2 separate regions of the Homo sapiens genome follow, and region 2 is linked to region 1. A link is a contact called in ENCODE Hi-C or POLR2A ChIA-PET data. All regions are on one chromosome and are shown on one strand. The core of a region is the stretch at or near the end of the contact, and the rest is flanking DNA. Distances in the headings are between cores, read along the strand shown.

What was found. A loop is a pair of places that touch in the nucleus more often than their neighbours do. ChIA-PET counts read pairs that join two places held with the same protein, here RNA polymerase II (POLR2A).
Region 2: a map of PC-3 shows a loop between it and region 1 (10-fold over the local background). The contact joins two enhancer-like sites. A Hi-C loop is called at or near these places in 3 of 168 maps with a recorded cell type or tissue (A673, IMR-90 and PC-3). POLR2A ChIA-PET finds 5 or more read pairs at or near these places in 2 of 52 experiments (AG04450 and activated CD4-positive, alpha-beta T cell).

The regions. Positions count from the first base shown.
Region 1 is chr2:215,792,252-215,795,558 of GRCh38, reverse strand. The region is part of intron 1 of LINC00607 (long intergenic non-protein coding RNA 607); the gene reads left to right. Among named protein-coding and RNA genes, the nearest start is that of LINC00607, 50 kb to the left of the region's middle. Within about 2 kb of position 1,643, at least 8 of the 41 ENCODE cell types and tissues checked have a DNase peak (open chromatin) inside an H3K27ac peak, as active enhancers do; they include IMR-90 and PC-3, where a contact is called at or near this core.
Region 2 is chr2:215,529,908-215,533,110 of GRCh38, reverse strand. No RefSeq gene overlaps it. Among named protein-coding and RNA genes, the nearest start is that of FN1, 95 kb to the right of the region's middle. Within about 2 kb of position 1,615, at least 4 of the 41 ENCODE cell types and tissues checked have a DNase peak (open chromatin) inside an H3K27ac peak, as active enhancers do; they include IMR-90 and PC-3, where a contact is called at or near this core.

The DNA.
Region 1 (3,307 bases), core at 394-2,893:
ACTCAAATGCTTGAATAACAGCTCATAAAATAAGCTGGAATAACTAACTCATGCTGATGTATAAGCTGGTGAATAGGTAGGTCACTGCCTTCAGGTTCTCTCTTCCGTAAGTTTGGAGAGCAACCCCTTGGCTGGAGGAAATGATCAGGAATGACAGCATCATCAGGTTGGTGTGATTTTGTGCAGGCATTTGCTAGAGTTCTGCCAGAAATTTCCCTGATGCTCAGTGCTCCCACTTCCCCTCCTTACTATTTGTAGCTTATTTTTTCCTTAACTATTTTTGCTGTTTACTCTCCCTCGGGCTTCTACTCTGTGCCTCTAAAGACTCAACAAGGATGCTGTTAGCTGCTTTCTCCTCCCAATGACCCATAAAATCTTATCCTGGTGTCTGGTGATACTTCCCTGGCAATTATTCATTCACCAACACCACCTTCCACCTTGTGCAGGAAGGCCCCTTCTTGGCAAACGAAACTCCCACTTAGCACTTTACGGCTCAAAGTAGAGCTGCTGCCCCTCACCCTGTGCCTCCAGCCCCATCCAGTGGAATGTTTTCATGCTCACAGCAGTTTTAAGTAAGGCACAGCTTTTCTTGTCCCAGAAGGGTAGAAACGGGGATGGGTTAGAGGGATGTATTAAGCACAATTGCAATAAGGGCTTTGGAGCCTTCAGGTCCCAGGCAGGAGATCATATTTTAATACCCATGGCTAAAACTGAGCTATAAAACTTGGAGAAGATTGTAAATGCTTTGTTTTACAACACACATAACAAATAACAGCCTGACCCTTGTTAAAAAAAAAAATTCTGACAGTTGTTAAAACAGTAAGGAAGATTTTATTCAGGACTATTGCAATAGGTATCAAGACTATTGCAGTAGGGGAGAGACATTGGGTTCAACTCTGAATATAGCAAAGCCGTGGGGCATTTATATCCAATGAACAGAGTGAGGGGGTCCGTGAATGGAAAATTACTAAGAGGAGACAACGAAGATAGGGAAATTCTTCTAAAGAGACTAACAGAATTCTTGCTGAAGGCAGGCCAGGGTGATTAGATATCAAGGATAGGGGATTTTTGCTAGACTGACTTAGCAGAATTCTTGCTAAAACTGGACTAGGCAGGCCAAAGACAAGGCCCAAAGATGAGGCCTATTTGAGAAGAGGGCACAAAGAACCTGGTCTAAAGTTTGTTTACAGAGACAGTCTTTGTTGTTATCCTCTATGGTGTTAACTTGCTAAGCTTAACTTAGGTTTTCCAGCCCTGTCCCTATGTCAATGACTAAGCTTACCCCAAACACAAGTACACACAGTCTTCATTAATAGAAAGTAACCACTAAAAGAGAACAAAACAAATAAACCCACCTCCTACTGATTAAGCAAGCTAACTTGTAGAAACTTCTAGTTTTAACCAGCTCCCTCTCCCTCCTTTTCCTCCTTGCTTTGCTGAAAGTAAGTGCATTATTGCATTGTAAGCTGTGGGATTCTGCTGTGTATACTGTGTGATGTCAAAATATTTGTTCTAGGGTTCAAAGTGATACAAGTAAAATCTTTGGAGATGTGTGCTAGGTGACACAGAAAGCAAACCAGAGATTTCCTTGCAAATACAAACTCAGTGGCCTAGTGTGACTAAGACTTCCCATGCCTGGTTTGGAGTTAAGCCAAACCATGCTTAACACAAAAAGGAGGAACTCCTAAACTCATGTACTGCTCAGTCATTCCCCAAGTAACAGTCTTCACTAATCAGAGGGGTCTTGGTTTCAGCAGGAAGAGATAAGCATGTACGTGTATGGGTGTAAGCTGCTTTTCCCTGAGTTGCCGTTCTGAAGCCATAATGCACATAAAGAAAATAATTTAAATGGCAAAAAGTTTTAAATGGCAAAACTTGTATAGACAAAATAATCTACATTTGAGTATTTGACTTTTTAGCTAAGTAGATGCATTTATAGAAAATGAAAGAAAGGAAAAAGGAAATTATTGGGGCCTAGGGCATGATACCCCAAAATATAGCACCTTGACAATTGAGAAAGCCACAGAAGCAAGAAGGTCACTCTGAGCTTCTCCCATTTTTCTCCCCTAAAACATGGCCATAAATAAATTCTCGGCCAGGCGCGGTGTTTCATGCCTGTAATCCCAGCACTTTGGGAGGCTGAGGCAGGTGGATCATGAGGTCACGAGTTTGAGACCAGACTGGCCAATATGGTGAAACCCTGTCTCTACTAAAAACACACAGATTAGCTGGGCGTGGTGGCACGAGCCTGTAGTCCCAGCTACTTGGGAGGCTGAGGCAGGAGAATTGCTTGAACCCAGGAGGTGGAGGTTTCAGTGAGTCGAGATAGCACCACTGCACTCCACCCTGGGCGACAGAGCAAGACTCCATCTCAAAAAAAAAAAAAAAAAAAAAAAAAAGAAAAGAAAAGAAAACAAAAGAAAAGGAGTTCTCTGAACTCTCTTGCTAAGTTCCCCTCAGTTTATTACCACTGGGTCATACTCCCTTTTTGTCCAGTTGTAGTTCTACATGACTGCCCGTTCTTCATAGAACCTAAGCCAAAAAAAAAAAAAAAAAAAAAAAGACAAGAAAAAGAAAAAAAAAATCACAATTTTCCCCTGGTTTGAGGGTATTCATTTCTGAAGGCTCCCATGTCATGTAAAACTCTAGTTAAACAATTTTGTTATGATTTTCTCTTGTTAATCTGTCTTTTGTTATGGGGTGTCAGCCACGAACCTTGTCATCAGTGAGAAAAAGATAATACCTTTTCTCCCCTTCAGAATACGTTTCAACAAACCCAGCTTAATATTTTAGCAAAAATAATATGAATTTTATTTGGAGTATGTTGGGATGATGAAAATATTTATCCTAAATTATTTTAAAAAACTAACTTCTAAGAGAGTCTACTGAGGGATTCTGGAGAAATATTCTAGACCTTCATAGATTCAGAAATTATCTGACTTGGAAGGAGCTACATATATAATCTAATCTACCTCCCTCATTTTCAAATGAACAATTAGAAAGTCAAGGGAAATATTCTAAATGAGTTTTCAATAAGAAGTACCAGTCATACAGGCATTTTTTAATGCTCTGAAAATTCTGATGCCAATATTAATATTCAATATAACATTGTATACTGCAGTGATTTTTACTAGCAAAACTGAAAAGAGCTTAGTCTAGGAAAAATGCTTATTTTGGCACAAAAAGACCAGAAAAGTAGTACAGCAAAGGATGGATTCTAGGAGACTTAAGATTAAGGTCCCCACAAGGAATTTCATCAAGAACCACCTTACTCTAAATCTTTGAATTAATGATAAAAATAGCTCTT
Region 2 (3,203 bases), core at 366-2,865, 260 kb after region 1:
AAGAGAGAAGGGAAAGCAAGCACCTTCTTCAAATAGTGGAGTGGGAGAAAGTGAGAGAGCAAAGGGGAAGTGCTACACACATGTAAACAACCAGATCTTGCAATAGCTCACTCACTATCAGGAGAACAGCAAGTGGGAAATCTGCTCCATATGATCTAATCATCTCCCACCAGGTCCCTCCCGCAACACTGGAGATTACAATTCAACATGAGATTTCAGTGGGGACACAGAGCCAAACCTATCACAAAATCTCTTCCAGAGATATTTCAAGATCCTGCTTTCAATTCCATTTTGAGATATTTCAATTGAATTTCAAGATATTTCAAGTCTCTGCTTTCAATTATTTGGGGTATATACCTAGAAGTAGAATTGATGAATCATATAGTAATTCCACTTTAAAATTTTTGAGGGACAACCATACTGTTTTCCATAGTGGACATGCCATTTTACATTCTCACCATCAGTGCAGAAGGGTTTCAGTTTCTCCACATCCTCACCAACACTTGTTATTTTTTGTTTTTGTTTTTACTTAACAATAGTTATCCTAAATATGAGGTGAGATGTCATTGTAGTTTTCATTTGCATTTTCCTAAAGATTAGTGAGTTTGAACATTTTTCACAGGCCTATTGGCCATTTGTATAACTTATTTGGAGAAGTGTCTTTTCAAGTCCTTTGCCACTTTTGAATCAGGGTGTTTATTGTGATTGTTGTAGAATTTTAGAATTCCCTATATATTCTGGATATTAATCCTTTATCACATATATAATAAAATTTCCCCATCTCATGCTAGTTAACAGTGACAATAAAAACATTAAATCATAAAAAAAGAGTGAGAGTGATTTCACCAGTCAAGTGACTCCTAAAAATTTCTAGTTTTACCTTAAAGTCAAATAGAATGCCAATACAAATGTCTCTTAAGGCCTGACATTAGTTAAGATATATTTGCTTATTGGAAGGTAAGGGAAAGGGCGATGTGAATGGGGAAAGGTGAGTGGCCACAGGAGGGCATATTTATGTAAAAATATTTTTTGAAAAACCTACACGCCACAGTTAAAAAATCTAGTAAGTGCTCAGGCTGATGGTTTTAATGTTCATAATAGATCCAAGAGATGCATTTGTGATATTTCCATCCTTATACCTCCTGGTAGAATTGCATGTTATCTACTTACTTAATATTTTAATATTCTAATCTAGGCTTTTTTCATGAATCATTATATTAAACCAGTGCTCTTAATAAAATTGTCAGGGCCTCTGTTTATAGAACCAAACTGGTGGGACTTACCAGAATCCACTAACCAAGAAAAGAAAACAGAAGTTCTTTTCTTTAAAATGAGGCAGTGGTATTTACAAAATGGCTTGAGAGCAGTGTTGTCAACCCCTGAAATTATTCTGGACTAGATTAAATGTTTTTGCAAGATATTCTTCAAGTAAAGAAAGAGATAAGGGTCATTTCTTTGAGTGATAGGGAAGTTCGTCTAACAACATAACTTGTCAAGGAATAATTCTCACTCTAAATATTTTTCACACAGAATGGTGACTCACAGATCTGGGATCGGGGAAAAGGAAAAAATTGTGAGAAACTAAACAGACGTCACCTTTTTCATATTTTTGAGCTTGACTGGTAAGCCTGACACATTTTCCTAGCTGGGTAGTTGATTCCATGAAAGACACCTTTGTTTTATGAATCTAAAGGGGAGAGGAATGAAATGCCTATCTTATCTCTTCGTGAAGGGAATAATAACTACTATATCTAAAAATATGAATCGCCTCAAAATATCTCTATGACTTTCACAAGAAAATGCATATTTAGAATTGTCATCTTTTTTCTTAAAGCTCAAGTTTCACACAATCATCTATGAAGGTTTGTACATATCCAAGTCATTTCTGTCTTTCCTGTTGCTAAGGCTGAAAAAGGCTATCTGGAGATTCTACTCCATTTCTCTTGAGACACAGTCCAAGATAGTAGTCCTTAGTTGATGGTGAAAACACACTGATTCCAAGTGACATATAGATAAGTGATGCTCTATTAGGCCCTAAAATTGATTTTTCCCAGTAAACTTAAGGCAGAAATGCATTTCTCACGATGCTGCACTTTCCCTACTTTTTTTCTGCAGTGCCGAGATAGGCATTCTGTCTTCACCCACTCCTGCAAGTTCACATTCGCACACTCAGTTTACCTCAACTCTATGCACCTCTAAGTCATCAATCAGATGGGCAACCAGAGAATTAACCTCTTGATTTTTAAAAACAAAGTTTGTTGAACCTAAATGTCCAACAAAAAGGATTTGTTTTAAAATCCTGGTACATTCTAACAATGCAGTGCCTTTCAGTCATTTAAAATAATGCTGAGTGGACTATTTAATGATGTGGAAATATGGAAAAAGGTCCATAAACTATTGTGAAGTGGGGGGAAAGGCAGTTATCAAATGGTGTGCATAGAAAGTAATTATATAAATATAAATACACACAAAGTTACAAATGTCTGGAATGTTTTAGCAAATTAATGGTGACTTTTCTCTTGCATAAATAGATTTTTACTTATTTCAGCTCTACATGTACTTATTTTCTCATTTAGGAATCAAGATTTCACATGGCACCTCGAGGACAGGATTATTAATAGCCTTTGTGTCAGCCTGATGGTAAAGCTTTCTCTTTGAATCCTTTGTATAGTTGCTTTTCCTTCAGAAAGACCATCCCATTTACTCATCATGTGGTGAGTAAGCATAAGCAATCAAAATACAAGTACTATAAATATTGTAATTAGAGCCTCATCCTCTCGGTTAGACCCTCCCTAGCAAACACACCTCTCCCTAGCAAACACATTGTTTATATATTACTTTGATATTCAGAAAGAATTGGAACTGTGTCTGTAACCAGAATCTCCAAGGAGAACTAAGATGTACTGAGCACCTAACGTAATACATTCCTAGTGTTTTATATGTAGGATTGGTGATCGCAGATTTTAAGTTATGTGCCCAAGGTCACTTGGCTAAGTGACGAAATGCAGATTCAAATCCAAATCTGATTAATTGCAAAATTCTATGCCTTTCCCCCAGCAGAGAGTAAAGTCTCTAAAATATTTCTTGAGTACCTACTTTATGTCAGGCACTACCTATATAGATTCATTTGTTCCTTAAGATAACCTTGATAGGTAGTTATTGTTATCCTCAATTTACAAATGGGGAAACTGGTGTTCAGAGTG